Linked DNA regions of Homo sapiens: all the other regions are linked to region 2. Evidence: chromatin loops called from intact Hi-C (ENCODE). Cell type or tissue: mammary epithelial cell. All regions are shown on one strand. Links, peaks and the distances in the headings refer to the core of each region. The heading gives the core; the rest is flanking DNA.

Region 1 (4,772 bases), core at 292-4,291, 860 kb after region 2:
TTTACTTGGTCTTGGCCTAGGCAGGGTTTCTTAGAATGAAGCAGAGCTGGGAGTAGCACCAGGCATTCCCAGTGGGCACTCTCACTCATCTCTGAAAAGGCAGGATACATATGGAGACATGGTGCCATCTAGACCCTAGATCCCAGAGAGTGCCCAGGTGGTCCTGGCCAGCATAAGAACATAGACCTTTTGGCAGGTAGGCAGAGGTGGGCCACTGGGGAAAGCAGAGAAACTCACCCCCTCATTGTTCCCTCTCAGGCAGGCAATGGGGCCGGGTCCACACCTGGGAACGTCTTGGACGTCTTGACTCAGTACCGAGGCCTGTCCTGGAGGTGAGTGAGGGTGTGGCAAGGCCCCAAAGGCCCCTTCATTGCAGAGCAAGGGAAGCCCCCTGAGTGTTCTAGAAAACAACGCCTTAAGCAGAAGGGTGGGCCATTTTGTTCTTTTCTATGACCAACTTCTAGGTTTAATTTGAAAAAGGTATTCACCAGCCTCCTCAAACCACTACATTGCCCAAAACAGTAGCTGAGCCTTGAGCCAGGAATCCAGGAGAGAAACTACATAAATGTTTGGGCTGGAAATGCTTCTCTGGCTTCCATTTCTCCCTCTGTGATATAATCTCAGAAGGAGGCAGTGGCCTGAGTGATGCACAGATCATTGCCTTTGGAACCAGAGTTGTAGCTGAGCCCTAGCTGCCCAGTTGGATGTAACCTTGGGCAAGTTCCCTAACCTCTCTGAGCTTCTCTCCTCATCTCTGATGCAGAAATAATGCTACTACCTGAGCACTGTCTGAGGGCTAGAAAGAATTTAGGTGTCCAGCACAGTGCTTGACACTAAGTATCTGGTAGTTGGCATTGTTATTATAGGGCCTTTATTTTGCAGATGAGGAAACAAGGCTCAGAGAGGGCAAGTAACCTGACCAAGATCACAGAGCCAGAAGATAAAAGATCAGGAAGCAGAGCAGATGCTTCCTGGCCCCCACCAGTGCATTCCCTTATCCTGTATCACTTTGGGCAGGCTTATTTCTGCTCTGTATGTGATCAAACCTCTGCTGCAAGCCCGGGCAGGTTTGGTGTTTCCTCACCTGGAATCTGGCATCTCTATCTGACACCTGCTTTAACCTGAGTGCCGAGTCTCTGGCATCCTTCCTCACGTTGCAACACAGTTAAACCCAAACATTTGGGGAACCTTTTAGATGCTCCTAGACACCCTTGGCACAGAATGGGGTGGGGGGGTGTGGAAAAGCAGGGAATCCAATCCACTCTGGAATGCTGCATATTTGCATGCCTAGAAACCCTTCTAACTTTGATCACCTTGGAATTTTATTATTGGCTTGGAAGATGGCTGACTCTCTAGAAGACACCTTTTAAAAACGGCTTTTCCAAGCCAAGCAGGAAGAGAAGAGAGAAAAAAATAGGGCCAATAATATTAATGCACGCTGCAGTGGCTAGTTGGAAAGGGGCTGGCAGACGAGGGACTACTTCCCCTTTGAAAGCAGGGGTGCAAGGAACCAACCTACCTCCCCTTCCCCAACATCAGCGAAAATCAGCCGCTGGTTTAAAGCTGGCGTTTTGTTTGGATGTGCTGGCCTATGGGGAGGGGAGTCGTATTCTGGTTTGCTTTTTCCGTTTTTCTACTGAAGTGATGGGGAAAGTGCAAGCTCCAGGCCCCCGGGCTGTTTCTCGGGAGACGGGCGTTTCTGGCTAGTGTCTGAAGGGTCTCGGCGTGGCTGGGATTTTAACCCTTCATTTTCTTTCTTGGACCCACGTTACAGCGTCGGCGGAGATGAGAACATCGGCACCGTTACCACCCTGGCGAGTGAGTACGCGGCGGCGGCCGGGATGTTTGGTTTGGGGCGGCCCCTGCACGCTTCCCGCTCCCCCTGCAGGTGGCGCGGGCCTCGGGAGGAGCCCCGGCTGCAGGAGCCCGCTAAATTCACCAGGGGGCGCTGCCTCCCGAGACTGCCGCCCAGCTCCGCTTCCGACAGTGACGAAAGCCTTAGAGTTGGGGGTGGAACGAGGTTCGGGGCTTGGGGGCCGGGGGCGGGGAGGTGTCAAAAAGAAATTGTGTTTGACCAAAGGAGGAAGAAAGTAAAGCGGGGAAAAAGATCACCTCTTAGGGCAAGTCATTAAAAAGTGATTCAATAATCTGGCATGAGATTAGAGAGAATAAAGAAAAGTGATTCAAGAAAAAAGAAAAAGAAACCCGGTTGTGCGGCGCCTGCCTTTCCCAGCAGATCACCCCCGCGAGAGGCATCGATCCAGGCACCTGGGGCGCAGGCACAGCTGCGCACAGATATTGAATTGCGGGGTTGCTGTAGGAACCGCTGCTATTGCCGCAGGAGGAGATGAAGTTATCTTGTGCAGGCTGTGCAGACACAGCCATTTTGGGACTCAGCACTTTCCTTAATTTACTTTCCATCAACCTGCTCGGAATGATTTCTTTCTCTTTTTTTTTTTTTTTTTTTTTGAGATGGAGTCTCACTCTGTTGCCAGGCTGGAGTGCAGAGTGGCGCCATCTCAGCTCATTGCAACCTCCGCCTCCCTGGTTCAAGCGATTCTCCTGCCTCAGCCTCCCGAGTAGCTGGGACTACAGGCCCCCGCCACCACACCCAGCTAATTTTTGTATTTTTAATAGAGACAGGGTTTCACCATGTTGGCCAGGATGGTCTCGATTTCCTGACTTCGTGATCTGCCCGCCTTGGCCTCCCAAAGTGCTGGGATTACAGGCGGAATGATTTTTTAAAGTCTGATTATATTCCTTGAAGGGTCTGATCTTATCTTTTTAAAATTCTCGCCAGTGCGTACACATCTCCCTGCTTGTTCTTAAAGTATGCAAGCGATACATATTTAAATTGAATTCTTCCCCTGGAATCTTCTGGCTGATAATTTTGCCTGGGAGGAATTTAACTGGTCCCATTTTCATTTACTTTCCTGGTACATAGCCCTTTGTAATATATATTTAGAAGCTAACAACTTGAAGCCACCAAGATTTGGATGAGGGGGACATCATAGCTTAATCTCCACATAGGCAGAGCAGAGCTGAGCAGACTTCACTTTATCTGTTTTGGTTATTTGTAAATCCTGTCGAATTTAGGTAGACAGGGTTCTGTGCCACAAGCACTCCCTGCCTTCTTTATATCTAGGTCTACACACATGAGCTATAAATCAGTTCCTCTATTGCTAGGAGATGGTTCAGGGTGCTTTTGTGAGTGTGATGAACTTGGCTGTGGGATGGCCCAATGTATGCAATAGCTTTCTGGGCTCTTTACTTCCCATGCTCGTATTATGGACAAGATAATTGGATAATATTTGGCTTCACCTCTTTCACCAAAGTAATTTACAAAGGATTGAGACAATGTTACCCCACAGGTGGATGACTCCCCTGACACACTTAGCCCAGAAATGGATTATCCGCTATTTAGACTCTTCTTGCTAGAGATGTGAAGACTATTTGATTATAGGGGCTAGATAATCCAGGGGGAAGTAACTATATGGAAACGTGTTAGAAAACTCATAAGAATGTAAGGGCAGAACAGAATCCCCGTTCAACCCCCTGTTCAATTTAATCCAGCAAATATTCCAGTGCTGAGTGCTTGGAAAATAGGAGAACAGTGCTCCGATGACATCACCAAAGTGTCTTTGGCAGCATGTCTTCCTAAAGACAGACACATGACTAATATTTATAGATGTGTACAAAGCTTAGGGGAAAATAAACATAGAGGCTGTTAACCCTGTCTTCTGAAAAGGAGCGTCAAGAATTAGAATTCGTCAGGTAAGGAAAGGGGAGAGAATGTTCCTGGCAGAGAGAACTGCCTGCACCAGCAAGTCGTTGCCCTATCCAATGTGTGGTTCCTCCCTATGATATTCTTGCTAAGTAGCTGGGTAGACTGTGCTGAGTTCCTTCTACCTCCTAGGGAAGCTGCCACCTCCTAGGACAAACCATTCCACTTTCAAATCGCTCAGGTGATTTCACAGTCCTTTTTTCTCTTGAATAGAAATCGGAGCAATTTCCATTTATTAGTGTAATATCCCCAAACCTCAAGGAATGAGTCCAGTCCATCTGTGCTGAGTAAACCTGCAGCAGTGCTGGGTTCTAGCAGGCACTCTGCTGAATGGGGCCCTAAAGTCCTGGCTGCTACCCGGCCAGTTTCTTTCTCACATCCTAGCAGATTGTGAGACAGCGGGGGCAAGTGTCCTTGTGTTGGAGCTGAGATACTAGCCATTCTCAGCACCTACATGTCTTTGAACAAATCTCCAAGCTTGTCTGAACTTTGTTTTATTTCTAATTCAGTCCATAATCATGTATTGAGCATTATATGAGGCCCTGGGGTATATATAGACCCTGCTCTCAGGATGGCTCAGCCAAGTTGGAAAGATGAAAAAGTGAAAAGTGTGGATCCATATTAGTAAAGGCAATTAGAATGCATGAGATTGCAAAGTTCAACAAAACTGACAAAACTTTAGACTGACAAAAGGGAGGGGAAATGAAAATCAAGAATGAAAGAGGAGATACTACCAACCTTACAGAAATAAAAAGGATTATTAGAGAATACCATGAACAAATTGTATGCCAATAAATCAGATAACTTGGATGAAATGGACAAATTCCTAGAAAGGCACAAACTACTGAAATTGAATCCATAAAAAGTAGAAAATCTGAGGCCAGGCGTGGTGGCTCACGCCTGTAATCCCAGCACTTTGGGAGGCCGAGGCAGGCGGATCACGAGGTCCAGGAGATCGAGACCATCCTAGCTAACACGGTGAAACCCC
Region 2 (4,772 bases), core at 400-4,399:
TACTTGGGAGACTGAGGTGGGAGGATCGCTTGAGCCTGGGAAGCTGAGGCTGCAGTGAGCCATGATCACGTCACTGCACCTAGCCTAGAAGACAGAACAAGCCCCTGTCTGAAAAACAAATAAAAATAAAAAAATTAAATGTCTAAGCATCTCAGCATCACCATAACATGACCACTGTTAAAATTCTGTTTATTTCAGTTGGGCATTGAGGTTTCATTGTATTGTACAGGAAAGAACACTATTCTACCAGTACTAGATGGAGTTAGCCCTTTCGGGAAATATGACACAATTCCCAACAAACATTGAAGCCGTTAGCCACAGCCTGAGGATCTGTTGCTTTACCACTGAAGTGCTGCCACCTCCCAGACAGGGTGTGACAAGTGGCCAGCAGCTGTGGATGCCTTCCTGAGAGAGTGGGAGCCAGAGGGAAGCCTGCCAGCCCTGTGGCAATCAAAAGCCAGAATCAAAGCCTCTGCAGGGGAGCGGGAGCCGCGTTCCCATACAGGGTTTAGTCCAACCAGATTCTTGACTGCTGGGAAATGATAAAACTCCTTGACCTTTGAGGAGTGGGTCCAGCATCAAACTGGTAGTCTTCTTGTGACAGGCCACTCTGATTCTGAGATTCCTCACTTAATGTGGGCGTTGAGAACAATTTTCAGGATTTCACCGCTGCTCTCTGAGAAGACTTTGCCCTCCTTTGGTTTTAGAGGTTTGGCACATCATAGTCCAGGGTGGAACCAAGACTTCTATTCAGTAGGATTCTGGAAATCTGCCCCCACCCCCACCATAGGACCTGGCATTGATGAGGCAGGTTGGAGGGCTCAGCATGTGATTGCAGTGTTTTCCATCAAGGGTACCTCTGCCTTCTTTATTCCCCTAGCCCATTTTAATTTCTCCATGTGGAAGTTTTAGGATCTATGCCTTTGCATTGCCCACTGCCCTAATCTAAGCTCCCTTCACCTCATGACTCCACAGGTCTCCCTCTCATCTCTGCCTTATCAACTCTCCTCCACATATGTCAAACACATCCCTGAGCAGAGTCCCTTGCTCTGAAATCTCAAAAGGTTTTCCAGTGTCCAAAGTGTGAGGGTCCAAATTCCTTTGAGGCTTTAAAAGCCTTATCATAGGGTTCCTGTGCTTTTCTATCATCATGACCCCACACCTGCCCTTGTCCCTCCCTTTCTTCCACCCGATGAGGCATACCTGCTACTCTAGAAATAACAGGTTATTTGCCCCAAACACACCTTTGCTTTTTCCTCTCCCTATATTTTCTATCAAGCCTTTCTGCATAGGCCTCAGTTTCCTTGTCTATTAAATAGAGAAAATAATACCTACCCAACAGTATTGTTGCAGAGATTAAGTAACAAATATAAACTTTTAGCCATGTCCAACACATAATCACCTCCCCCCACCCCATGTAGTTATTATGAGTGTCATTGTGGTCTTCCTTGCTCATGTTTGGTAAGTAAGGTACTACTTTTTTTCTTTTTAAGACTTTATTTTTTAGAGCAGTTTTAGGTTCACAGAAAAATTGAGCAGAAAATACAGAGATTTGCCATTGTCCCCACTCCTCTCATACACAGCCTCCCCCATTATCAACATTCCCCACCAGAGTGGTAAATTTGTTACAACTGATGAACTTATATTGACACATCGATATCACCTGAAGTCCACAGTTTACATTAGGGCTCACTCTTGATATTGTACATTCTCTGGGTTTGGAGAGATGTGTAACGTCATGTATCCATTATAGTATACAGACAAACATGGTTTCATTGCCCTAAAAATCTCTCTGTGCTCCACCCATTCCTCCCTCCCTCCCCCAGGCCCGACTCATTTTTAACACAATCAGCTTGCCCCAAACTACCTTCAGGAGGCCTCCCTGATTGCAGAGACTATCACTAATCCCTCCTTCCCCACTAGCGCTACAGCACTTTATTTCTACTTCTATTACAGCCCTTACTCCAACGGCTTGATATTCATTACTGATATGTGTGTTTGGGTTACTTACGTTTGTCACTTACAAGTTCTTGAGGACAGGAACTACATTATCTTGTACCCCATCCATGGCACCTAGCAGTTCACAAATTGGTGCTCAGTTAGTTAACTGTTGGTTTCAATGGGTGGAGGGCTGAAGGGCAGGTCCTAGCCCCAGCCCTTCCTATCCTTGGGTTTTTCTGTCAGAGAAGGGATACCTTCTAGCCACTTTTAGTTCCAGGACCTTGCTCCAGACAAGCTGGATAGTCTAGGAACTGACCATTTTAGCAAGTTTAATCCAGAGGGCTGGATTTATGTCCTACTTGGGGCAAAACCAGGCATGAACTACTCCTTCCCATCAAGGAGCGCTGCACTCCAGCAGCTGGCTTTAATTTGGATTTTCCAGGACCAGCTGCATTTAGCTGGGGTTGGTTGGGTTTCCTCAGGTCTGCCTTTATCACGCACACCCCGTCAGAAGTTAATGCAACCACGGCAGGGAGTGACCACAAGGGGGCAGTATAGACCCATTACAATGCGGTCAGCTTGCACAAGGGGCTGAAAGAAGATAAAGGTTTCAAAGCAGAAGAAAGAGTAAGAATCAGAAAAAAAGGAGGATTGTGAAAAAGTTAGGAGCAGCAAGCTAGTTTCGCTCACAGACATTCCTGGACCCAAGACCTGGCAGCAGAAAGTTAGCCAGAGACACCGGTCAGGCCCAAATGGTGCTCCCAACTCTCCTCCAAAACTGCCTTTTCCAGTGCTTAATTTCACTTAGAGAAAGTCGCTCTCCATTTATAATGCCAATATTCTATGGAGGACTTTGGGCATTGCATATTTATTCCTTACACACTATATTTCAGCTTTACAGTTTACAGAGGATTTTTTTCACACTTGTTAAAAAAAAAAATCCGAATCCCCTATTAGACTTAAAAGGTAAAAACAGATGTTAATTACCTCTGTTTAAAGAAACTGAGGCACTGGGCAGGGTGGCTAACACCTGTAATCCCAGCATTTTGGGAGGCTGGGGCAGGTGGATCGCCTGAGGTCAGGAGTTCGAGACCAGCCTGGCCAATATGGTGAAACCCCGTCTCTACAAAAAATACAAAAATTAGCCAGGCATGGTGACCCCTGCCTGTAGTCCCAGCTACTCAGGCTGAAGCAGGAGAATCACTTGAACCCAGGAAGTGGAGGTTGCAGTGAGCCCAGATTGCATCATTGCACTCCAGCCTGGGCATTGCAGCGAAACTCCATCTCAAAAAACAAAAACAAAAACAAAAAAAACCTGAGGCTAGACACATGAAGTGACTTGCTCAAAGGCACACCGAGTTTGTGGTGGAACTACATCTAGATGTGAGTTTCTTTCATTTCTGTTCCTTTGCTTAGTCCTTCTAGTTTTCAATTGTTTATGTCTGTAAGCTTAGTGAGTTTTTAAGAGCAAGGACTATATCTGATTCATCTTTATATCCCTGAATGGTGCCCCTTAATCTTTAGGGCTATGGCTGGGTGTGTTGTATAACACCTTCTCCAGAGTTAGAGTCCATGATCTATCTCTTATCCTCCATGATTCAATAATTTTGTGATTTTGAGGCACGGCCCTAACAAAGACAGTGGTGGCTATGAGTGATCCTACTGGCTGAGCATTTCAACAAGGGCAGCCACTTGGCTGCATCCTTCGTAATACAGAGAGGTTGTGAGACAGTTTTCCAAAGTATACACGAGTGTCCCTGGTGTCACGAGAGTCGACTTTAGGGGATGAGGATGAAAATGTTTAATTTTAGTAGCTACACATATAAATACATATAAACAGTATAAATGTAATATGTCACATTACATATACATATTAAAATATATATGTACATTTTAATATATATGTACACATATATACACACATATGTATTGCAGCTTAGAATGAAGTTAACTTTTTTATGTCAACAGATTTTAGGGTACAGGTAAGTATTTGGTTACATGGGTAAATTTTTTTTTTTAAGAGAGATGGGGTCTCAATATATTGCCCAAGCTGGCCTTGAACTCCTGGGCTTGAGAACCACCCACCTTAGCCTCCCAAAGTGCTGGGATTACAGGTGTGAGCCACCACACCCGTCACATGGGTAAGTTCTTTAGTGGTGATTTCTAAAGAGATTTTAGTGTACCCATCACCTGAGCAGTGTACACTGTACCCAATACTTAGTCTTTTATCCTTCACCATCCTCCCAACCTTCCCCAGCCGAGTCCCCAAAGTCCACTATATAAATCATGCCTTTGCGTCCTCATGGCTTAGCTCCTACTTATAAGTGAGAACATACAATGTTTCGTTTTCCATTCCTGAGTTACTTAACTTAGAATAATGGGCAGAATGAGGTTAACTTTTAAATTGTGTTTATTTAAGAAAAATATTATGTAAATAATAGTATGGTGGTATGCCACAAGGCAGAAAGCCTGAAACAGATATACCAATGACAAGTTCAAGGAACTGTGGTGAGGTGGGAAAATGTAACAAAACTCATTAGTCACAAACCTCACTTCAAGTCTGGCTCTGTCACACTTAAGTCATGTAACCCTGATTAAACTGCTGACCTTAAATGAGGCTGTTTCCTCATCTGTGAAGTTGAAAAAGAACTCCTACCCTCCTAAACTCACATTAAAATATGTAGAAACATGCTGAAGCCCGGAACACACCGTGCAAATAGCCCGTGGGGCTGATATCCCAATTTCCTCTTTTACCAAGGTCTATCCAGGGCTTCCTCTTCACCACCCCAGGAAGTGCCTCACAACTAGCCCCTATTTCCCAGGATCCCAAG
Region 3 (4,772 bases), core at 413-4,412, 96 kb after region 2:
ATGAACTAGCGTTGTCCTGGGCAGGTGTGGGAGAGGAGCAGGGGTACAAAGGAATCAAAGGTTTCAGGAAAGAATATTTCAGATGAACAGTCGGAGAGTCTGACCTGGATCAGGAAAGAAGAGAGGTCAGGAGGGGGTCAACAGGCAAGGAGAAAGTACAGGGAACTAAGACAACTGGGAACGGCGTAGAAGAGTTGAAAGCCAGGGGCTGCTCAGAGAGGAGGATGTGAGGTTTTACCGGAGAACTGAAGTGGTTCCAAGGAGGTACTAGCAATGTCCTGGAGGTTGTCATGGGAGTGGGAGGCTGCAGTGGAGTGGAGGTGAAGAGTCACCAGAATAGAGGGCATCTAGGAGCTATGAGACTTGGTAATGGTTCATCCTCATGGCACTGAAGTCATCCCACATCATGACAGCATTGGGACAGAGAGAAAAATGGTCATGTAGGCGCCCAAGTCCTAGATAAACAGACATGGAGCAGGAAAGGAAGTTGGGGGGTATGTAGCCATACAGTTTCAGCTGCTATGAATATAATGGGTCCTAAATCAGTATCTTTAGCCCAGACTCTCCTCTGTCTTTGGATTTGTGTATCTAACCACCCGTGAGCCTGCTTAACCTGGCTCATGTCTCTTGCAGGCAACTCTAACTCAACACGGCCGAAATGAACTCAAAACTCTGCCTTAACATGGACCTCTTCTTATCTTTTCAGCTTGTGGCACCTCCACACTGAAAACCTGGGGGTCTCCTGGGCATCTCCTTCCCATATACTTCATCAATCACCAGTTGTCGAGTTTAAATCCTAAATGTTTCTCAAATCTGTCCTCTTGTCTCCACTCCTACCCCCACTGCCCCAGTAATGTTCACATCACCTCACAGGGTCACATTAACTTCCAAGCCAGTCTCCCTGCCTCCGGTCTGGACCCTTCCAGCCCATCCTCTACACTACTGCAAATCTGTCCACGTGGCCCCCGTGGCATCAACTTCTTAACATGGCACACGAGGTTCCCTAAACCACTTTTCCAGTTTCATCTCTTACTTCCTCCTATTCACTTAAGGAACTTACTTCTTCCTATTCACTTACGGGTCTCAGTACATGGAGACACCTCGGCTTGGACTTTTCCCTAGACTAACTCCTATACTCATTTTTGGAGACTCAGCTTGGGTATTAACTTGGCCATCACATATTTATTGCCTAGCACTATGTTCAAAGCACTGTGCTGTCCCGGAAACCACCAGTCTCAGGCCCTCTGGCTGCCCCCTGCCCTCCCCTTGAGGGTAGCACGCCTGTCTTCATCACCTCCCTGTCCTGAGACCTAGTGCAAGGCCTGGACCATAGCTGAGGTAGGCACTGACCGAACCAAGAACTGTCAGGAGGATGGGTGCTGAGCGATGAGGTGAGGAGCACACACTGTCCCAGGAACGCCCTGTAGGAGGATGACAATGGAACAGATGCATGAAAGTTCTGGTTTGCCAAATTCCAGTTGATAGAAAAGGGGACAAGTTGGAGGAAATGATGGGTATGAAGTGTAGCTGGGAAAAACCCCCAAGTGATGAAAGTCTCCAAGGTAAGATCTTGTCAGGCAGCTCTAACAGATTCCAGACAATCTTGCAAGAATGACGTCACTACCAAGCTTCACTTGTTAGGAATCCGTACCCACGCTGAATGAGTCACTACCCAAACTGCCGAGGGACCCTAACAGTTACAGCGCGTGCATTCCTCCCCGATGTCTTCATGCATTCCATCTCACAAGTAGATGCCACTTTCTTCTCTTTTCAAAACCTCTCCCTACACAAAGCTATTCAGAGCCTACACTGTGGACATGAATTCCTCAGCCATGCTTGTGGTTTTAGAAGCCAGGGAAAAGCAAATGGGATGAAACATGACTAAATCATAAGTCAATGCATTATTTCTTAAAAAAGAATATTGCCAGGGGTTCAGGAAAGGGAGAGAGGGCAAATGTAAACCACCAGGGTCTCTGTTACCTCCCACCACCATACTGGGGCCACCAGATTCCACCAACAGGGTCAGCCTTGCTGGCTACACTGGGTTTAGGTCAGAATTTCTTCAAGGGAGAGTGTTTCAAGGAGGGCTGCGCCAGCTGCTGAGATGGCTCATACTTAGGCTGGCCCAGGGGCCAGGCTTGCTCTGCGCTCTCTTCCAAGTTCTAAAAATGGGGCTTCTGCCTTGTTCTTGCCTGCAGGAGGCTGAGGCGTGAGTATCTAGCTGACTGGGCCTGGGAACGTAAAAGTCATTCTTTGTCCTCCAAGGGTTAATCACTGACAGGCAGGAGATATGGGTGTCATATGTACCTGGTTTTAAGTCCTGCCTCTGCCCCTTGTTGTTAGGTGTCTTTTTTTTTTTTTTTTTTTTTGAGATCGGCTCTTGCTCTGTCACCCAGGTTGGGTTACAGTGGCGCGATCACGGCTCACTGCAGCCTCAACCTCCTGGGCCCAAGCAATCCTCCCACTTCAGCCTCCTGAGTAGCTGGGACTACAGGTGCAAGCCACCACTCCTGGCCAGCTCTGTCATCTTTTAAGAATGGTAAATTCACTGTCTTTTCACTGGCAATAAAGGTCTTGTGTCATTTTTATTTCTATTCATACAACTGGAAAATGTTTTTTTCAACTGGGACAATGCAGTAAATGGTTTGGATTTCAGACAGACCTGGGTTTAAGTCCTAATTTCACCACTTACTAGCTGTGTGACCTCTGGCAAGTCACTCAGCTTTTCTGTGGGTTTATTTATCTGTACAATGGGAACTTACCTCATAGGGCCATTGTGAAGACTGAATTAAGTAATGTATGTGAAAAGGCTTAGCACAGTGCTTGGCACAGAGCAGGTGTTCAACAAAGGTGAGGCAGACAAAGATGGTATTATCTCAGTGGCCCCTTAAGTTGCTCAAGTTTTTGGCAGAGAAAGCCCATGACCTAGGTCAGAGGGGGCCAGACAAGGCTTCTAAGAAACAAAGTAGGTCACCATCCTAGGGCACAATCCATAGGATTGTGAGACAAGGGGTTTATGCTGTGACTGGCTTTATGTTTCCAGCTCACAGTAGAAGGATAAAGGCATCCAGGAATGCACTTGGAGCCAGGAAGAGGTGAAGGCCAGTGTCCTGTGGCCCTTGTTTATGAGGGATGCCAGGCTCCAGAGAGTTCCAGCCATGGTCAACATTGTGTGCTGGGGTCTCTGAAATCCATTCCCCATGCTTTCATTTGGGGAGGACGTGCAGAGGGAGAACACTGAGAGAGGCGTCTGGACAGAGGCCTAGAGCTGGGGCGGGTAAGGCTGCAGGACAGGATGGGAACAGGGTTACTGCTGGCAGGGACAGCCTGCACTTCCTCAGTAATGCCAACTTGATGGAGCATTCCACTGTCTACCACAGCTAGCCGGCCACTGGGCAGAGGGCTGCCACCCATGGAGAGGAGATGTAGCAGAGGCTGGAGGACGGGGCAGGCAGGCTGAACAGATGGTGCAGGAACAGTGTGATTTTGGAGGACGTCTCTAGCAGGGCAGTGCTGGAACCTGAGGTCAGGGCCTATCCTGATTAATGATGGATATAGGGCCACCTGACCTACTTACTCCATGTCATCAACCTCGCCACTCAGAGTGAACAGAAGGGCCCTGCCTACAGCCTTCATTTCATCCAGGGCATGCATTCCCAACTGGGGCTATATCTCCCCGAAAGGGGTCAAAATCCATTCTTGGTGGCAGTGCGTGAAAAAAATCTTAGATATTACACAAATGCTCTCCAAAGGGCCACAGTATACACACACACACACACACACACACACACACACACACACACACAAGCGGTCCCAACTTATGATGGTTCGACTTATAATTTTTCAAGTTTATGACAGTGTGAAAGTGATACATATTCAGTACAAACTGTAATATAATGTTTGGTAGGTGTGTTAGGCAGTTCTTGCATTGCTATAAAGAAATACCTGAGGCTGGCTAATTTATAAAGAAAAGAGATTTAACTGGCTCATGGTTTTGCAGGTGTACAAGCATGGTGCTGGCACCTGCGTGGTTTCTGGGGAGGCCTCAGGGAGCTTTCACTCATGGTGGAGGACGAAGCAGGAGCAGGCATGGCACATGGGGAGAGCAGGAGCAAAAGAGAGTGACGGGGAAGATGCCACGCACTTTTGTTTTTGACACAGGGTCTCACTCTGTCACCCATGGCTTACTGCAGCCCCAACCTCTGGAGCACAAGCCAGCCTCCTGTCTCAGTTTCCCGAGTAGCTGGGGAAAAAAAAAAAAAATATATATATATATATATATATATATATATTTTTTTTTTTTTTTTTTTTTTTTTTTTAGAGAGAGAGTCTTGCTATGTTGCCCATGCTGGTCTTGAACTCCTGAACTCAGGCAATCCACCTGCCTTTGCCTCCCAAAGTGTTGGGATTATAGGTGTGAGCCACTGTGCCCCACCACCATACTTTTAAACAACCAGATCTTGAGAGAACTCACTCACTATTTTGAGGAGAGTGGCAAGGGGATGGTGCTACACCATTCATGAGAAATCCACCCCCATGATCCAGTCACCTCCCACAAGACCCCAGCTCCAACACTGGGGATTACAATTCAACATGAGATTTAGCAGGGACAGCATCTCAAGTATAGCAGTAGGTTAGCTGTATTAAATGCATTTTCTATTAATTATATTTTCAGTTTACGGTTGGTTTATCTGAATGTAATCCCATTGTAGGTCAAGGAACATATGTTTGTGTGTGTGTGTGTGTGTGTGTGTATGTGTGTACGTGGTATA
Region 4 (4,000 bases), core at 1-4,000, 470 kb after region 2:
CCCATTGAACCAGGGCCCTACCCTCATAACATTATCTAATGTTAATTACATCCCAGAGATACTATCTCTAAATATTATCACACTGAGGATTAGGATTTTAACATTTGAATTTTGGGGTGACACAAACATTCATTTCATAACACCTCCCTTGAGTTAGCCTTGTGGGGGTTGCCCTGGTACAGGTTACCATTTACTTCTGATAAGACTCTAATTTACTTTTGGCAAAAACTGACTAACCACATATAAATAAGTGATTTTATTTACCTTTTCCCCCATTTGGTGCATACAATTTACCATGTAGTCCAAGCCTTTAGGCCTCACAAGACTTCAGCTCAGGACCAGGTAGGCTGCCAGTTCGTCCCCCATATCCAAACAGCCCCGGGAGAGAGAAGGGAGAGAATTTTTAAAATGACAATCCTGGGATGTCCTACGGTTTAGAGCACTGGGAGGTGTACTTGTAGTCATTAAAAAGCAACTGCAGTGACCCAGCATAGTGCTAGTAATCTGGCTCCCAGGCCGTTGAGCGCAGCAGGGAGCAAGACTTCAGGATCACACTGCGTGTGGCTTTAATGTGCACAGACTGACTTCATGCTGGGACCACAGCATCCCTAATCTTTCCTTGCTGTTTTTAGACTTTTAATTCAGCTTAGGTCTAGATGTTGGATTGACATGATATTGTCCTTTCTGTTTGATTTATCAATTCGTCGTTTGATAGTATACTGTCAAGAAATCAGTGACAGCTTTGTATTGCCAGTGAAAAGTCCTGATAGCTTAAAGCATTCAATAGTACAGGTTGGTACATGACCTTTGAGTTTTCAAACCTTGGATATAATCCATGAGAAAACAAAAAATAAAGACAAGATTGATAAATAGGATTTATAAGGGTTGACAGAATTAGGAGGATGAAGGGCAAGATAAAGATTAACCATACATTCCCTAAATATACAGGTATTCAGGTGAAAAACAACAAAAAAAAAGTTATTGAGGGATGAGATCCCTTGCTTTTGATTAGAATGGTACCTTCCAGCCAATTCAAATAAAATCGCTCAAGCTAGTTTATCTGTCTGTGAAGCACATTTCTCTGAATAGTTTTAATTTTCCTCTTAGTCTTCATAACAAAATCATAAATGTAGCTTTCTGTAGGACTGTGTTCTAAACCTTTGGGAAGGCCACTCATTCACTAATTAAACAAAGGTGATATAGCAATGAACAGAGCACACAAAAATACCTGTCCTCGTGGAGATTCCATTCTTATGGAGGCAGGCAATATATGTATATATATATAAAAGAAATATGGTGAAAAATAAAGCAAGGCTTCAAGAGGGCTGACTAGACGCATCCGGCACTTGCCTCCTCCACAAAGAGGAACCAAAATAGCAAGTAGATAATCACACTTTGAATAGAGAATCTAGGAGAGAACACTGGGATTCAACAGAAAAGTGGCAGGAAACACCCAAGGCAAGGAAGGAGAGGGAAGCACAGCCGGGATCAGCTAGAAGCCCTGAGAGGCTCCTCAGTGTGGGGAAAGGGGGAGAGATCCCCAGGGGTCCACATTTCCACCACAGAGTCCTGCAATCCCAGCCATGGGAGAGCCTCTTGACCCTCAGAGGCTCTCAGACTAACATGGGGAGCTGCCTTGAGACCATGCTAGGGAATTGGTCCAAGGAGGGAACTCACACTGGGTCCCACATGCATCCCCTGAGTCCTAAGCAGCTGTAGCGTGGTACGATTTTGAGAGCCCAGCCCTCACCAGACAGCATCCTTTCCTAGGGCCTGACAGCACCTGCGTCTCCACATCTCTCAAGCCCCACTGATATCCCACTGTATCTACCTAGAGGGCTACTGTGGTGTGATGCCCCAGCACTACAGCACACAGTATCCTGTATCCCAGGAAACAGGCAGTGCAGTGCACCAGGGAGATCTGCCTCAGGACAAAGGAAGCCAAAATGCATGCTTCCCAGAGCCCAAAACCTATCTGCCTAAAGCTATTGCCACTGACAGCAACCACCATCCCAACTAGCGGCAGAGCTGTAGTGCAATTGCATGTACCCTGAGGACTGGCTCTTCCCACTGCTGCTGTGGCTACTGCCACAGCTGTCACCATTAGGAACCGAAGCTTATGCTCCCCAGAGCCTGAGAGCCACCTACCTGCACCTGCTGCTACTGACAGCAACTCTGTCCACCCCCTGCAGGGCTGCAGAGCACTTGCACACACCCTGAAGACAGGCTTTGCCTGCTTATAACTACCACTGCTGCCACCACCCGAGCACTCCACCTGGGGGCCTGAGGATCACCCCACCTTGTGCACCATAGCCTGCACAGGAGGCCCTGAGTACAAGCCCAACCAGCCTGGCACTGCTACCCCCTCCCAGTACCCAAGCATGCCTTCCAGTGTCTTCGGGATTATCCCACCCTGTCCCCACTGCCAGCATTTGTGCACTCCTGCCAGGGACCTGAAGATGGCCCACCCAGCCTGTTGCCACCATCACAGCCAGCACCCACCTGCATGTTCTACCTGGAGTCCTGGGGATTGGACCACCCAGCTTGTCACAGCCACTGCTAACACAAATGTGTGCCACTGGGGAGCCTCAGGGTTGTCCCACCACTGCCGTGGCCATCATCCATGCTATGCATGCTGCCTAAGAGTGTGAGATTTTGTCCACACTCCAGCCTACCACTGCCACTGCTGGCACCTGAGCAAGCCACGTGGAAACCCAAGAATTGGCCCACTTGGACTCACTAATGCCAATGCACTCATACACTGCCCAGGGGCCCAAGGATAGATACCCTTGGCCCACTGCTGCCAGAGAACTGGCTCACATGGTGTCCCCATCCCCAACAAAACCTCACCACAGCCTCTACTAACAACTGCAGCCTAAGCCACTGAGAAGATCACAAATACCACTGACACTGTTTACGGCTGAAGAAATAATACAGAAACTACACTCCTGCATGCACCCAGAATCAAAGTTAAGGTTTTCTGACCAACTAACACCATACATACATCTTCAGGAAAAAGTCTTCCCTTATGAAAGTCAATCCAAAAAGTTAGAAGTGACTTTTGCACCAAATGTGCAGATATCAACGTAAAGACACATGAAATGTGAAAAAACAAGGAAATATGACACCTCTAAGGGAGTACAATAATTCTCCAGCAACAGATACTAATGGAAAAGAAATTTATGAAATGCCAGAAAAATATAAAAGTAACGATAGTAAAGAAGCTCACTGGCCAGGCACGGTGACTCATGCCTGTAATCCCAGCACTTTGGGAGGGTGCAGTGGGTGGATCACCTGAGGCCAGGAGTTTGAAACCAGCCTGGCCAACATGGCAAAACTTTATCTCTACTAAAAATACAAAAATTAGCTGAGCATGGTGGCGCACACCTGTAGTCCCAGCTACTTGGGAGGCTGAGGCCCAAGAATCACTTGAACCCAGGAGGCAGAGGTTGCAGTGAGCCGAGATTGCACCACTGCACTCCAGCCTGGGCAACACAGTGAGACTCTATCTCAAAAAAAAAAAAAAAAAAAAAAAAAAACCTCACTGAGATATAAGAGAACACAGATAAACCGTACAAAGAAATTGGAAAAACAATTCAGGATGTGAATGTGAAATTTACCAAAGAGATAGATATCCTTAAAAAGAACCAAATGGAAATTCTGAAACTGAAGAATTCAATGAATGAAATAAAATATTTATTCATGAGCTTCAACAGTAGACTAGATCAAGCAGAAGAAAATTCAGAACTTGAAGATAGCTCTTTTGAAATAACCCAGTCAGAACAAAAAAAAAAAAAAAAGAAGAAGGAGAAGAAATTTTAAAAAATGAACAAAGTGTATATGACATATGGGACACCATAAAGTGACTAATTCAAATTTTGAGTGTTCCAGAAGGTGAAGAGAAGCCCAAAAGGCATAGAAAAGCCTGTTTAATGAAATAATAGCTGAAATCTTTCTAAGTATAGCAATAAATTGAGACATTCAAATAACAAGAAGTTCA
Region 5 (4,772 bases), core at 302-4,301, 51 kb after region 2:
CAAGCCCCTCTCTTAAGTTCTCCAAGCACAGCTTTAACAAAACTCCCCATAACCTCTGCAGAGATGCCATTCTCTCTCAAAGAAAGCCACATTTTACAGTGACTAAGAGGAGCCTGTGGCCTCACGTTGTCCTGCATTGCACTGTCTCCTTTCCAGAAAAGGTTCACGTTTTATCCTTGCATAACCCAAAGACCTATTAAAATCTTTTCCTAAAAACAAAAGGGATTATTCCCACAAGAGCAAGTTGCTTCCACCTCCACCGGAGACAAAGAAATTGGAATCAAAACCCCAAGCCCATGTGGCTCAGAATAGCAGTTTGCTCTTTTTTTCTTGCCATTGCTTTTTTCAAAAATAGCGGAGGCCATTTTTTGCACACCACATTCTATACCTGTTTGGAAACCAAAGGCTGAGTCTGAAAGAGGGTCAGGGACTGGGCTGGGAAGGGAAGGCTGCAGGAGAGACTCAGGAAGAGGGAGTGAGGTCAATGAACACAGCAACCGCCAGTTTTTCCAAGACTGAGACCTTTTATCGTGGAGTCAGATGTGGGGAGAGGGGGCCAGGCGTCAGCTAGCTGTGGGATCACGGGCAAGTCTTGGAGGTGCCTCTTCCAGCTTCAAATCTCTGTGTACTTTGGGGAGGCAGGGGGTTTGCTTCCCAGGTGCAGGCTTGCACCTGCCTCTTTCTGGATTGCATCAGAGCTGCTCAGGACTCATTTCCCCACCCCCACAGGCGCCTACAGCTCCCTCCCCCTCCCATAACTTATTAGCTACAGATAACATCCCTTTGTTCTCCCAGTGACTCCACACCCACAGAAGGAGAGGGGGATGAAGAAATCTGCCAGGAGGGTGCCTCCCGCCAGTATCTGATGAAGGTAAGAGGTAAGAGGCTGCCCGTTTACTGCTTGTGCCTTCCAGGGAAGCTTCTTCCCCAGGGCCACTACCCGTTTCGGGAGGCGTTTCTGGGCTAGGCTTCCTGGCAGGGGAGGCTCTCAGGCACTGGGGCCGCTGAGGGTATGTGGTGAAGCGCTTGGCTTGGAAATCTTTGCCTTAGGGACTCATTAAGAATTTTTTCAGGGAATCCTCGTCGGGTGTCTTCCAATGGCTTCCCACCAGGTTACAGTCAGGCCGAAACTTCTTTTTTTTTTTTTGAGATGGAGTCTCGCTCTGTCGCCCAGGCTGGAGTGCAGTGGCGCGATCTCGGCTCACTGCAAGCTCCGCCTCCCAGGTTCACAGCATTCTCCTGCCTCAGCCACCCGCGTGCCCGGCATGGCCCAAACTTCTTAGCCTTTTTTGCCAGTCCTTTTCCCAGACCCACTGAGCTCCAGTTACATAGAACCACGTGCGATTTCCTTGAAAATATTATGCATTTTCATGCTTCCGTGACTACTTTGCATATGCTGTTTCCTTTGCCTGGAGTGCCCCCTACCACTTCTCTTCTTAAAGAACTCCTATTCATCCTTCAAGACCCTACTCAAAAGTCAGGTTCTTTTTCAAAGCCTTGCTTGACTTCTCAGACAGGGTGGGATGCTCTGTGCTCTAGGCACAGGGTTCCTTCCCTGGCTCATCTGGGATTAGGGTAATTATTAGAATTTACATGTTTATCTTCCTTCTAGTTGTTCCTCCAGGGCAGGGACTGTCATTCACCTTTGCAAATGTGGTGTACAGCACAGTGCCAGGCCCTCGTAATTCCTCAGCCAGTATTTGTGGCAGGATAAACACAATTTCTTCTGGATTTATTGTAATTTTGAGTAGCATTAAGAGAATGCTTTTGTCTCTGTGGACATTCCCTGGCCTCCAGTGGCATCTCTCCAGACAAAGGTCACATATTTGTGAATCTGTATATTCACACAGCATCAGCATGTCACTTCTCAGGTATTTTACATCTGATTTATTTATTTTACACATTAACCCTATGGGTGGTTGTTATTGTTGCCATCATAAAATAAAGAGATCGAGATGCTAAGAGATTAAGTACCATGTTCAAGGTATCAGCACTTGGATGGCAGAGCTGGGACCTGAAACCAGGTATTCTGGCTGCAAAATCTTTTATCTACATCTGAGTTTCTGAGTAAGTGGTCTTTGAATCAGTAGGTCAGCGTCCCCTGGGGACTTGTTAGACAACCCAAAACTCCAAGGGTGGGGCCCAGCAATCTGTTTCAACCAGCCCTGCAGGTCATTCTATCCTCAAGTTAACACTGGCCTGTGCCACAGCTGCTCCAGTAGCTGTCCACAGCCATGGGAGGGCGCTCCAAGGCCGACTTTCACCACTGGGAACCTGTCAGGCACAGCAGAAGGCAAGAAAATGCATGAACTGGGAATTAGGCGGCAGAGTTCTAGTCCTGCCAGTTCTGCAATTATTGGTTGAGTGATTTGGAGCACATTATTTAATGTTTAACCTCCCTGGGCCTCAGTTTTCTCATCTGTAAAATGAGGATGATGACTAAATGTTCTCATCTCTAATTTCCCTTTAAATTCTGTTATTCAGCTCTCCTTTGGAGTAATATGTTGTCTGTGCCAAGGATGGAATGAAAACAGAGTATGATGGCTCATCTTGACTTTTTCCTTACTTACAAATGGAGAGCCCCAAAGTCCAAATCCTTGGACCAGCTATCCCCCAACTTCCTCCTTAGGGGCAGAAGGTGAGAGCAAGCAAACATTTGAGTTGATTCATGAAACTTTACTGGGCAAAGAATAGAAAATGTTGGTTTGGACCCTCCTTCACTATCTGGGGCCCCTCCACATGAGCTCCTTCACCGATCCGTCTCCTTCAGCTGCTTCCCCACTGTGACTCTACCAGCCCCTCTCTATCCCCCCTTCAAGCCTGAGCACTTTCCCTGCACCCCCACCTGGAGTTGCCCAATTCACATGCTCTTGTTTATTCACTGCTCTTCTGAGGAAGGGTGGGGTTGGTGTCAGGGTGACTTACTAGGTTTGACAGGGGCTTGGTGGCCTCATGGGGAGCCCCTCAGACGCTGGCTTCACATGGCCCCTCCTGCTGGCTTCACATGGACCCAACGGCCCTCCCTGGAGCCCACCTCACAGTGGATGGGACTGTACCTACTGGGCACTGGTGGGGCCCAGCATTCAGCTGACGGCTGAAAAAACCTCCGGTCTACATTGGGCTAAAAGGGAGGAAGAATGTTTCTTGCCCTTTTGAGATGTTTGCAAAAATCCCCAAAAAGCAATTGTGTTGTCAGAGTACAGCCTTGAATCAGAAAGGTGGTTAGAAGAATTTTAATCACCCAGGAGCTTGGCATCAACATAAGAACATGGCTGATACTCAAGTCCAGAGAGACTAGGAGAACTGGGGAGTTTCAGAAGTTGGTCAAAGAACGTGTTGCCTTTGGCAAAACCACACGTGTCAAACAATCCGAGTGTCTAATCAATCTGTATCGCTCTCAGAGAGACTTTCAGCACAAGGTTTCAGAAGCCAGGAAAAGCCTAATAATGTAGGACATCAGGTGTCCCCAGCAACCCTGGGGTGAAAAGCCAAAGAAGGTGGTTCTTAAACAAGGGCTTGGCCAGGCCCAGTGGCTCACACCTGTAATCCCAGCACTTTGGGAGGCCAAGACGGGCAGATCATGAGGTCATGAGATCGAGACCATCCTGGCTAAAACGGTGAAACCCCGTCTCTACTAAAAATACAAAAAATTAGGTGGGCATGGTGGCGGGCGCCTGTAGTCCCAGCTACTCGGGAGGCTGAGGCAGGAGAATGGTGTGAACCCGGGAGGCGGAGCTTGCAGTGAGCCGAGATCGCGCCATTGCACTCCAGCCTGGGTGACAGAGCGAGACTCCGTCTCAAAACAAACAAACAAACAAACAACAAGGGCTCTGGGAAGACCGGAAGCCAATGTCGACTCCTCCTCAGTTGAAGGTCACCGAGGCTGCATTTCTCAGCTGCAAGTGACCAGGGAAGCTGACCACCCCTTAGATGATCAGTGGAACAACATGTTGATAAGAATATGTGTGTAAAGTTGTGTGCAGTTACGGTTTCTGTGCCTTTTAAATCAATACACATTGTCTCAACCTAGTACCCTGGAGTCCCATGTCAACACCTTCTGCTGATGGCTGCTTTCTTGACCCATTCTGAGCACCCCAAAGTGGGCCTGGTAATTGAGTTCAACCGGGAACCTGCTGACCTGCCTCAGCAGTCTTGGAACTTCCCAGGATCCCAGGGGGCTTGGAAGCCTGGGGACCACCCAGGCGTGGATTAGGATTCCTGGACTGCTCCAGCATGGGCCCCTCTCCCTCCCCACAGTCAGCACCTGTCCCATCTCAGCCTGAAATTGGCCTGCTTTCCTCCAAGACTTGGATCGAAAGACTCTTCTGCACATGTTCAAAATGTATTTCAACTCCTTAGAGTCTCCTAAGCCTCCCATTGCCAAGCCCCTGTGACTTCACAGACACTGAGCACTCATCTCTGGTGCTGTCTTCTACCCAAAGAGTGGCCACATCTGAACATGCTGGTCCTTTAGCTCTCTGTTGTGCAGGAGTGAGGAGACACGGGCTGTAGTCTCAGCATGCTGATGCAGTCTAGCTGTGGGCCCTTCGGCAGGTCACTTTACTTCTCTGGGCCTCAGTTTTATCATGTGTAAAATGAGAATGTTGCTTTAGATGCCCTCTGAGATCTTCCAACTCTAACATTCTGAGATTCTGGGGGCCGCCCTGGCCGAAACAGGTTCAGAGGTGCTGCACATCACCCCACACATAGCCATGAGGACATAGGAGAGAGTCCATGTAGTGTCAGGACAGTGGGGAAGACCCTGGGGCAGA

The links. Hi-C counts contacts between places; a loop is a spot of excess contacts. Peaks named below come from ENCODE experiments on the same cell type or tissue, not always from the same donor. Only the 100,000 strongest peaks of a DNase experiment are listed, where the experiment ranks them.
Region 1: it touches region 2 in a loop (19-fold over the local background); 8 of 110 quality-filtered maps call a loop at or near these places.
Region 3: it touches region 2 in a loop (6-fold over the local background); 11 of 110 quality-filtered maps call a loop at or near these places.
Region 4: a loop joins it to region 2, with 2.7 times the contacts of the local background. A loop is called at or near these places in 2 of 110 quality-filtered maps.
Region 5: a loop joins it to region 2, with 15 times the contacts of the local background. A loop is called at or near these places in 11 of 110 quality-filtered maps.

The regions. Positions count from the first base shown.
Region 1 is chr2:28,565,022-28,569,793 of GRCh38, forward strand. It overlaps PLB1 (phospholipase B1), which reads left to right. Exons shown (of 58, transcript NM_153021.5): 19 at 259-332; 20 at 1,775-1,818. Among named protein-coding and RNA genes, the nearest start is that of PLB1, 71 kb to the left of the region's middle. RefSeq lists silencers at 1,795-1,854, 1,895-1,954. In mammary epithelial cell, for the core only: a CTCF peak has its summit at 1,909; DNase peaks (open chromatin) are centred at 1,060 and 1,930; H3K4me3 peaks cover 868 bases; H3K27ac peaks cover 1,077 bases.
Region 2 is chr2:27,701,453-27,706,224 of GRCh38, forward strand. It overlaps LINC01460 (long intergenic non-protein coding RNA 1460), which reads right to left. Exons shown (of 2, transcript NR_135200.1): 2 at 4,334-4,772. Among named protein-coding and RNA genes, the nearest start is that of LINC01460, 12 kb to the right of the region's middle. RefSeq lists a silencer at 2,444-2,513. In mammary epithelial cell, for the core only: a CTCF peak has its summit at 2,487 (motif pointing right); a DNase peak (open chromatin) is centred at 2,469; H3K27ac peaks cover 918 bases.
Region 3 is chr2:27,797,702-27,802,473 of GRCh38, forward strand. The region is part of intron 7 of RBKS (ribokinase); the gene reads right to left. Among named protein-coding and RNA genes, the nearest start is that of MRPL33, 28 kb to the left of the region's middle. RefSeq lists enhancers at 801-1,766, 947-2,146. In mammary epithelial cell, for the core only: a CTCF peak has its summit at 2,181; DNase peaks (open chromatin) are centred at 1,740 and 2,140; H3K27ac peaks cover 2,556 bases.
Region 4 is chr2:28,173,058-28,177,057 of GRCh38, forward strand. The region is part of intron 7 of BABAM2 (BRISC and BRCA1 A complex member 2); the gene reads left to right. The region is part of intron 1 of LOC100505736 (a long non-coding RNA gene); the gene reads right to left. Among named protein-coding and RNA genes, the nearest start is that of BABAM2-AS2, 140 kb to the right of the region's middle. In mammary epithelial cell, for the core only: a CTCF peak has its summit at 2,180; no DNase peak of the experiment used is centred there; H3K27ac peaks cover 739 bases.
Region 5 is chr2:27,752,077-27,756,848 of GRCh38, forward strand. No RefSeq gene overlaps it. Among named protein-coding and RNA genes, the nearest start is that of MRPL33, 17 kb to the right of the region's middle. RefSeq lists an enhancer at 544-1,162. In mammary epithelial cell, for the core only: CTCF peaks have their summits at 1,422 and 2,240; DNase peaks (open chromatin) are centred at 825 and 2,245; H3K4me3 peaks cover 1,083 bases; H3K27ac peaks cover 1,480 bases.